Regions from separate parts of the Homo sapiens genome. Here region 2 is linked to region 1. Evidence: chromatin contacts called from ENCODE Hi-C or POLR2A ChIA-PET data. All regions are on one chromosome and are shown on one strand. The core of a region is the stretch at or near the end of the contact, and the rest is flanking DNA. Distances in the headings are between cores, read along the strand shown.

Region 1 (4,840 bases), core at 1,170-3,669:
CAAGCTTGGGGCCTTCATTTTCATTACCTCACAAAACCATCTTTTTTTTTTTTTTTTTAAATGGAGACAGGATCTCGCCATGTTGGTCAGGCTGGTCTCGAACTCCTGGGCTCAAGCAATCCTCCCATCTCAGCCTCCCATAGTGCTGGAATTACAGGTGTGAGCCACCATACCTGGGCAAGACCATCTTGTTTTTTTTTTTTTTTTTTTTTTTTTTGAGACAGAGTCTCCTTCTGTCACCCAGGCTGGCACAATGTTGGCTCACTGTAACTCCCACCTTCCTGGTTCAAGCAATTCCCCTGCCTCAGCCTCCCGACTAGCTGGGATTACAGGTGCACGCCACCATGCCTGCCTAATTTTTTTGTATTTTTAGTAGAGACAAGGTTTCACCATGTTGGTCAGACTGGTCTCGAACTCCTGACCTCAGGCAATCAGCCCACCTCGGCCTCCCTAAGTGCTGGGATTGCAAGCATGAGCCACCGTGCCCAGCCCAAGACCATCTTTTAAAATATGGCCTGGATGGGAGTCAGGGAAACTGTCCTTGAAGTCTGAGCACCTTGAGATCTAGCTGTGTGACCAGAGGGATGTTGTCAGCCTCTCCAGGACTTGTTTTTTTTTCAATCTGTTCATCTTGGACCATCTGCCAGGGCTCCACCCAAAAACACACCCCAGCTCTCCCGTGCCCTGGGAAGGGTTCTAACCGCATCTTGGCAGAAAGTTCACTCTGTTTGATGCGGCTGATGAGTTCCCGAGCCTTGTCCTCCAGTGTGTTTCCAAACTCCTTCAGCTTATCCAAGGCACTGGAGACGTCTGGGGTCCCCTGGGCTGGGGCTGGGCCTGCCAGGAAGATGGGCAGGGGTTCAAAATTTGTTTTTTTTTTTTTTTTTTTGGAGATGGAGTCTTGCTCTGTAGCCCAAGCTGGAGTGCAGTGGCATGATCTCGGCCTACTGCAACCACCACCTCCCGGGTTCAAGCAGTTCTCCTGCCTCAGCCTCCCAAGTAGCTGGGATTACAGGTGTGCACCACCACACCCAGCTATTTTTGTTTTGTTTTGTTTTGAGACGGAGTCTTGCTGTGTCAGCCAGGCTGGAGTGCAGTGGTATGATCTCGGCTCACTGCAACCTCCGCCTCCCGGGTTCAAGTGATTCTCCTGCCTCAGCCTCCCGAGTAGCTGGGCCTACAGGCGCGTGCCTCCACACCTGGCTAATTTTTTTGTATTTTTAGTAGAGACGAAGTTTCACCATGTTGGCCAGGCTGGTTTCGAACTCCTGACCTCAAGTGATCTGCCCGCCTCGGCCTCCCAAAGTGCTGGGATTACAGGCATGAGCCACCCTGCCCGGCCAAAAATTTGTTATTGGAACCCCCTTAGGTTGGGATACCGGGATGGATAGAGATCCTTGGGGATCATGTGGTTAGAATGGGGAGGAATGGCCGGACGCGGTGGCTCACGCCTGTAATCCCAGCACTTTGGGAGGTCGAGGCAGGCGGATCACAAAGTCAGGAGATCGAGACCACGGTGAAACCCTGTCTCTACTGAAAATACAAAAAATTAGCCGGGCGCGGTGGCGGGCGCCTGTAGTCCTGCTGAGGCAGGAGAATGGCGTGAACCAGGGAGGCGGAGCTTGCAGTGAGCCGAGATCGCGCCACTGCACTCCAGCCTCGGCGACAGAGCGAGACTCCGTCTCAAGAGAAAAAAAAAAAAAAAAAAAAAGAATGGGGAGGAATACTGGAGTGACCTGGTGGGGCTCAAGCTGCTGGGAATTGCCTTACTCAGCACTGACCTCTCCCAGAGCCCCCCACCCAGCTTACCCACTTTCAAGGCTGTCGAAGCAGGACAGCCAATCCCAGAGGTGTGGGCCTCAATACGTCATCGGTTGCTAGTGCTCTCCTGCGCAGATTTGGCGCCTGCGGGACTGAGCCTGGGAGAACCTGGAGACCCACCCGACCACGATGAGGCAACCACGACCCAGAAGGGGCCCCGGAGCTCTCAGAGGTCCTCTAAGCCGGGACCCCAGGCCTGTAGCCACCTTCACTCTTCCAAATCTCCAACTCCGCAATTCTCCCATCCCACTTTTACCTTCCAAGACGATCGACAGAACCACCACCAGGACCGGGAGCGACAGGAAGAGCCTCATGGCGAGGCCGGAGGGGCACTCTGGAGGCAGAGGCAGGGGTTCAGGGGATCAGTGGCACCCTCCTCCCTCCCTACCTCCCTCCCACGATCCCCTCATCTCCCTTTTTGAGTTTCTTGCAGAGTGTAGGCGGGTGTCCCTCCCAGGCACTCAGCACCAACCTGAATCCTTGCTGGAGGGCTTGGTTGGGAGGTCCTGTCCTGCCCGCAGGACCTTTATCAGGCTGGGGAGGGGGCGGGGCAGGTTGATGTTGATCTCCCTCCTCCTGAGCCTTCCCCTGACCGCCTGCCTCCCTCTGTCCACCCACGTTTTTCTCCTCTGCCCCTGTCCCGTGAGCGTTGGGGTCAGGTGGGGTCCCGGGCACTTCCCTTAGCCCCAAAGCCCCTCCCCGTTCAGCACTCTCACCTCTCAATCTTCCTGACTCTGTGGGGTCCTCAGACCACCTTAGTCCCTTTCCCCACTCAGAATGTAGCAGGAGGAGCCGCAGACAAAATTCCTCAGACGCTGAGTTAAGGAAGGGGTTTATTCGTTCGGGGAATGGGCAAGATTCCTGTCTCAAGAGCCGAGCTCCCCGAGTGAGCAATCCCTGTTCCTTTTAAGGGCTCACAACTCTAAGTGGGTGCACGTGAGAGGGTCGTGATCGATTGAACAAGCAGGGGATGCGTGACTGGGGGCTGCATGCACCGGTAATTAGATCGGAACAAAACAGAATAGGGATTTTCACAGTGCTTTTCTATACAATGTCTGTAATCTATAGATAACCTAACGGATTAGGTCAGGGGTCAATCTTTAACCACCAGGCCCAGGGTGTGGCGCGGGCTGTCTGCTTGTGGATTTCATTTCTGCCTTTTAGTTTTTACTTTTTCTTTCTTTGGAGGCAGAAATTGGGCATAAGACAATATGAGGGGTGGTCTCCTCCCTTAAGAAGACAGCCTTGTCCTGTCCCTGTGGCCATCTTCCCTCAGGGGTCTCCCAGTAATAACCCTGTGATCTCATCCCCCCCTCATTCACACCGTGTCCCTAGATCACCTCTTTCCCTCACTTCCCCTCTCTCAGCAAGCCTCCTCAGCCCCAACAACTTTTCCTTTATGTTGCTGGGTCTCCCAGTTGGCCCGGCGCTCCTACCCTGCGTGCCACCTCCAATTTATTCCAGACCAGCCCTTGAAGCACCCCAGACCACCGTGATATTCTCTGGGCTCTTAACTTCATGGTTCTCAGTCTCCCTTTTTTGGGAGGGGAACGGGTCGCCTTAGCTGGATGACACTGCAAAAACCTCACCTGCATTAGCCAGGCATGGTGGCTCATGCCTGTAATCCCAGCACTTTGGGAAGCTGAAGAGGGAGGATCACTTGAGCCTGGGAGTTCGAGACCAGCCTGGGCAATATAGGGAGACCTCATCTCTACAAAAAAGTTCAAAAATTAGCCGAGCGTGGTGGCGCATGCCTGTAGTCCCAGCTACTCAAGAGGCTGAGGTAGGAAGATTGCTTGAGCCCAGGAGTTCGAGGCTGCAGTGAGCTGTGATTGTGCCACTGCACTCCAGCCTGGTGGGACAGAGACCCCATCTCAAAAAATTAAAACCCTCAGCTGCAAAGCTCTGCGTGTATGTCCCTTCTTCCCTTCCACCGGGCCTCACCCCCTTTGGCTGGCTACCTCCCCCAAACACTCTATCTGCTTTTATTCACCCTCTGACGCCCCTCCTGGCACCAAGCCTGCTTCCCACCATCACTACATCCGTCCCCCAAGGCTGGAGTCCAATGCCTTCCCCACCAGCTGCCTTTGACCGCCAGTGACCCTGGCAGCTGGTGGGGAGGGTGTCCTCCGCCTAGCCTCAGACTCTAGGTTGGCTGGCCTTGTGCCCCCGCAACCACGTGTCAGCCTGGCAGTAGGGGGATGGTTGTGAAAAGGACAGCATAGACAAGACCCTGGCAGGATTGCAACATCCCTCTGGCCAGCTCAGAGCTTCCAGTCCCTGTCAGCCCCAGGGGCCCCCCTACTTCCCCAACTAAGCCCAGCACCCCCCAAACATCCACCCAGATGTCTGCTTCCCAGACCCCACAAGAATAGCATAACAATGCTCCTGCTTTTCCAACCTCATCCTCCCCTCTGCTATAGGGGTTTCTCTTTAATAGATGGGGAAACTGTCGCATAACCAAGAACATCCAGTAGGGCTCAGCGAGGGGCAAAGATGGGGGCTACTGGCTGGTTGCAGTGGCTCACGCCTGTATTCCCAGAACTTTGGGAGGCCAAGGTGGGCGGAGCACTTGAGGTCAGGAGTTCGAGACCTGCCTGGCCAACATGGTGAAACTCCGTCTCTACCAAAAATTCAAAAATTATCCAGGCATGGTGGTGTGCACCTGTGGTCCCAGCTACTCAGGAGGCTGAGGCAGGAGAGTCGTTTGAACCCATGAGGTGGAGGTTGCAGTGAGCCAAGATTGTGCCACTGCACTCCAGCTTGGGTGACAGAGTGAGACTCCGTCTCAAAAACATAAAAAAAATTTAAAAAAGGGGGCTCTTTGTCCTTCTCCTTCCCAGGCTCCAGGATGTCTCTGTGGATGGTTGCTGGGTCAGCTCCTGTCCCATACGACTCCCTGCCAGCCTTTGTTCTGGAACCTCCTTCCCATCCTTGTCCCACCTCTGGATCTGACTGGGGATGTGGTGAGATAGGGCACCCTGTCTGCTTAGACATCTTCATAGGTTGGTGGGGCGTG
Region 2 (4,840 bases), core at 996-3,495, 110 kb after region 1:
CACTCCCTGACCTCCCAGGCTGAGTCAGGTGCCCACTCTGGGTTCCTGTAGCCCCCTGGGATTCCCTACCCCAGCCATGCCCACTCTGGGTCATCACTGTCTAGGGACAGGTCTCTTTCCTCTAGTGGAAGGTGAGCCCTAGTGGGGCAGTGATCACTGCTTCCTGGTCAGCATTGCTCAGCCCAGCGCTGGGCACAGGGCAAGGTCTCCGGGAATGGGGCAATTTAAACAAGGTGGAGGGAGGCTTGGGCCACTCCAAGATGAATCATGAGGTGGTATCTCTTCTTCCTCAGCAAGATTTAGACTGGAAGTTAGCAGTTACTCTGGGAGAAAGATGTCAGAGAGGAATGAAGGACAGAGAGAGGGATGAGCACAGACCGTGGCAAGGCAAGGTGGATAACCATCAGGGAAATGTGTGGTCCTTTTGACCAGGGACTTAACCTGGATATCTGGGTCTAGGTCCAGGGATTTTTTTTGCCATGATGAAGCAGGAGGGTTGGATGCCCGATTCTCAGAAAACTTGGGATTCTGGACTTCTAAATCCTGAGAGCAGGACTCCTGGGTATCACAGAGAAGGCTGGGGGCCCAGTTTCTTTTTTTTTTTTTTCTTTTTTTAAGACAGGATCTCGGTCTGTCACCCAGGCTGGATTGCTGTGGCACAATCACAGCTCCCTGCAACCTCAGCTTCCTAGGCTCAGTCTTTCCCACTTGGCCTCCCAAAGCCTTGGAATTACAAGCGTGCGCCACCGTGCCTGGCCCCAGATTCCATTTGAAGATCTGAGGGTGGAGGGGCTGGGGACCTGGACTCCTGGGTCTGAGGGAGGAGGGGCTGGGGCCTGGACTCCTGGGTCTGAGGGAGAAGGGGTTGGGGGTCTGGACTCCTGGGTCTGAGGGAGGAGGGGCTGGGGCCTGGACTCCTGGGTCTGAGGGAGAAGGGGTTGGGGGTCTGGACTCCTGGGTCTGAGGGAGGAGGGGCTGGGGCCTGGACTCCTAGGTCTGAGGGAGGAGGGGCTGGGGCCTGGACTCCTGGGTCTGAGGGAGGAGGGGCTGCAGTATGGACTACTGGGTCTGAGGAAGGAGGGGCTGCAGTATGGACTCCTGGGTCTGAGGGAGGAGGGGCTGCAGTATGGACTCCTGGGTCTGAGGGAGGAGGGGCTGGAGTATGGACTCCTGGGTCTGAGGGAGGAGGGGCTGCAGTATGGACTCCTGGGTCTGAGGGAGGAGGGGCTGGGGCCTGGACTCCTGGGTCTGAGGGAGAAGGGGCTGCAGTATGGACTCCTGGGTCTGAGGAAGGAGGGGCTGCAGTATGGACTCCTGGGTCTGAGGGAGAAGGGGCTGCAGTATGGACTCCTGGGTCTGAGGGAGGAGGGGCTGGAGTATGGACTCCTGGGTCTGAGGGAGGAGGGGCTGCAGTATGGACTCCTGGGTCTGAGGGAGGAGGGGCTGGGGCCTGGACTCCTGGGTCTGAGGGAGAAGGGGCTGCAGTATGGACTCCTGGGTCTGAGGAAGGAGGGGCTGCAGTATGGACTCCTGGGTCTGAGGGAGGAGGGGCTGGAGTATGGACTCCTGGGTCTGAGGGAGGAGGGGCTGCAGTATGGACTCCTGGGTCTGAGGGAGGAGGGGCTGGGGCCTGGACTCCTGGGTCTGAGGGAGAAGGGGCTGCAGTATGGACTCCTGGGTCTGAGGGAGGAGGGGCTGGAGTATGGACTCCTGGGTCTGAGGGAGGAGGGGCTGCAGTATGGACTCCTGGGTCTGAGGGAGGAGGGGCTGGGGCCTGGACTCCTGGGTCTGAGGGAGAAGGGGCTGCAGTATGGATTCCTGGGTCTGAGGAAGGAGGGGCTGCAGTATGGACTCCTGGGTCTGAGGGAGGAGGGGCTGCAGTATGGACTCCTGGGTCTGAGGGAGGAGGGGCTGGAGTATGGACTCCTGGGTCTGAGGAAGGAGGGGCTGCAGTATGGACTCCTGGGTCTGAGGGAGGAGGGGCTGGAGTATGGACTCCTGGGTCTGAGGGAGGAGGGGCTGGAGTATGGACTCCTGGGTCTGAGGGAGGAGGGGCTGCAGTATGGACTCCTGGGTCTGAGGGAGGAGGGGCTGGAGTATGGACTCCTGAGTCTGAGGGAGGAGGGGCTGGGGCCTGGACTCCTGTTGTTCAGGTGGGGACCAGGCCTGGGGACGGCCCTTTCCCAGTGCCTGCTGCCCTCTGCTGCCCCCTGCTGGCCACTGCACTCTTCCTTTGCACCCTGGAGGACAGACCAGGCTTGGCAGTTTATTTCGGTTTCACAACCCCCTTCCAGCCCTTGGGGCTCCCTTGAGCAGCACATCTGGGTGCCCTGTAGGCGGAGAGAGGGGTGGGTTAGATGAGGTCACCTCCAGGTGGAGGAGGGTGGAGTGGGGTGGAGTGGGCCAGGGAGGGTTAGGGAATGGACTCACCTGGCCTTCAGGCCGGGGCAGGGTCCTGGGGTCCCAGCGCAGCTGGAGGGGAGTTCCCCTTTAGGAGTCTCTGCAATGGAGATATTTTGAGAGGGCGGTTGATTCCCGGCATCCAATCTTTCCCTCTGCCCCTCTTCCCTGTCCCCTTTGTCTTAGACCTGGGAGTCCCAGACCACCTGGGGGCTGGAGGTGGCTTCCTGCGCGGCTGAGGCCACAGCCTTAATTCTTGGCAAGAGAAGAGGGGCCCGAAGTCTGGGGAGGGCCAAAAGTGCCTGGGGGGAGGAGATGAAGAAATGTCTCTGCTAGGCTGCAGCCTGGGTGGACGTCCTTTCACAGGCCCTGGACAGGGGTGACACAGTGGTGGCGGCCACCATCTGACAGGACCTTTGGCCTTGTCCCTAGTCCATGCTGCCTTTTCCCTCTCACCTCTAACTCGTGTAGGATGAAGTTTCAGTTTGTCTGTCCGCCTGTCCATCCATGTGTCCACCCTTCTGCTCACTTGTGTGCCCCACAGACAGTTCCCAAGCCTCTCCAGTGGGTCAGGCCCTTTCTTTCTTTTATTCTCTTTTCCTTTTCTCTTTCTTTTTTCTTCTTTTTCTTTCTTTTCTTTTCTTTCTTTCTTCTTTCTCTCTCGCTCTCTCCTTCCTTCCTTCTTTCTTTTTTCTCTTTCCCTCCCTCCCTTTCTTTCTTTTTCTATTTCTCTCTCTTTCCTTTCTCTCTCCCTCCTTCTTTCTCTCCCTTTCTTTCTCTCTCTCTTTCTTTACTTTTCTTTCTTTTTTAAAAACAACAACAACAACAACAACAAACCGAAAAAACAGGGGCCACGCGCGGTGGCTCACACCCGTAATCCCAGCACTTTGGGAGGCCGAGGTGGGTGGATCACCTGAGGTCAGGAGTTTGAGACCAGCCTGGCCAATATGGTGAAACCCTGTCTCTATGAAAAATACGAAATTAGCCAGGGGTGGTGGCACATTCCTGTAATTCCAGCTACTTGGGAGGCTGAGGCAGGAGAATCGTTTGAACCCAGGAGGTGGGGATTGCCATAAGCCAAGATTGCACCACTGCACTCCAGCCTGGGCAACAAGAGCGAAACTGTCTCAAAACAAAACAAAGCAAAACAGGGTCTCGCTCTGTTGCCTCGTCTGGAGTGCAGTGATGGGACCATAGCTCACTGCAGCCTTGACCTCCTGGGCTTAAACCATCCTCCTGCCTCAGCCTCCCAAAGTGCTGGGATTACAGGCATGAGCCACCGCGCCAGGCCAAGGCCCTGTTTTTCGCTCTGAGAAGACAGCTGTGAACAAGACAGAAAACTATCTTTGTCCTGGTGGAGCTGATGCTCCACTGAACCCGAGGCTCGCAGTGACTGATCAGCTCCTGAACAAGGAAATGTCCCAGAGCAAGTTCCATGTCCTTCAAAGTGCCTGGGAGAGGGAAGATGCCGGGGAGGCCTCTTGGAGATGGGAATGACCCAGCTGATGCCTGAGTGCAAGAAGGATCCAGACAGAGGCTCCGAGTGAGTGGAGGCTTGCTGGCAAGTTAGAAGAGCAGCAAGGGTCCAATGTTGCCGGAAAGGAGGTGGAGTAGGGGAGATCAGAGAGGTGGGGAAGAGTCAGATCCCCAGCCCCAGGTCTTTGGGCGGCGGAGAGGACTTTGGCTTGAGTTCTTAGAGCCCTGGGGAGCCAGTGGGGATTTCTTTCTTTCTTTCTTTCTTTTTGAGACGGAGTTTTTGCACCGTCGCCCAGGCTAGAGTGCAGTGGCACAATCTTGGCTCACTGCAACTTCCACCTCCTGGCGGAAGCGATAATCAAGCGAGAATCAAGCGATTCTCCTACCTCAGCCTCCCGAGTAGCTGGGATTACGGGTGCCCGCCACCACGCCTAGCTAATTTTTGTATTTTTTAGTAGAGACGGGGTTTCACCATGTTGGCCGGGCTGGTCTCGAACTCCTGACCTCAAGCAAAGGATTTGCCCACCTCGGCCTCCCAAAGTGCTGAGATTACACGTGTGAGCCACCGCGCTTGGCTGCCAGTGGAGATTTCTGAGAGGTGAGGGAGGGGATATGACTCAGGTTAGAGATGACTGAGCTTGCTGGCTTCATCAAAACTCATGGGGAGGCTAGACGAAGTGGCTAATGCCAGCAATCCCAGCACTTTGGGAGACTTGAGCCCAGGAGTTAGAGACCAACTTCGGCAACACGGTGAGACTCTGTCTCTAATTAAATTAAAACATTAAAACAAACAAACAAACAAACAAAAAAACCCAGCCTGTGGGGCTTGTGTCAGGCTGGTCCCCATTTTCCCCATGAAAACACTGAGGGTCAGAGAGGTCCTCAGTGGTCAGTGGGGTGATGAGATCCAGCTCAATGGCAGTGTCGTCCCCTAAAGGGAGGTTTCTCAGATGGAGAACAGCAG

What was found. A loop is a pair of places that touch in the nucleus more often than their neighbours do. ChIA-PET counts read pairs that join two places held with the same protein, here RNA polymerase II (POLR2A). Pooled maps may share reads with other maps.
Region 2: a loop to region 1 is called in a pooled map, with 2.2 times the contacts of the local background. The contact joins the enhancer-like site here to the promoter of APOC1 in region 1. A Hi-C loop is called at or near these places in 2 of 50 pooled maps. POLR2A ChIA-PET finds 5 or more read pairs at or near these places in 6 of 52 experiments (H1, HEK293, HepG2 and 3 more).

Annotation. Positions count from the first base shown.
Region 1 is chr19:44,912,187-44,917,026 of GRCh38, reverse strand. APOC1 (apolipoprotein C1) reads right to left here and starts at 2,419. Exons shown (of 4, transcript NM_001645.5): 1 at 2,294-2,419; 2 at 2,078-2,155; 3 at 702-837. The coding sequence starts at 2,135. RefSeq lists enhancers at 1,348-2,105, 2,106-2,865, 3,624-4,383 and a promoter at 2,280-3,406.
Region 2 is chr19:44,798,041-44,802,880 of GRCh38, reverse strand. It overlaps CBLC (Cbl proto-oncogene C), which reads right to left. Exons shown (of 11, transcript NM_012116.4): 10 at 2,431-2,500; 11 at 2,229-2,330. The coding sequence ends at 2,438. Among named protein-coding and RNA genes, the nearest start is that of BCAM, 8.6 kb to the left of the region's middle. RefSeq lists an enhancer at 2,394-2,443 and a silencer at 4,382-4,582. Within about 2 kb of position 2,245, at least 4 of the 41 ENCODE cell types and tissues checked have a DNase peak (open chromatin) inside an H3K27ac peak, as active enhancers do.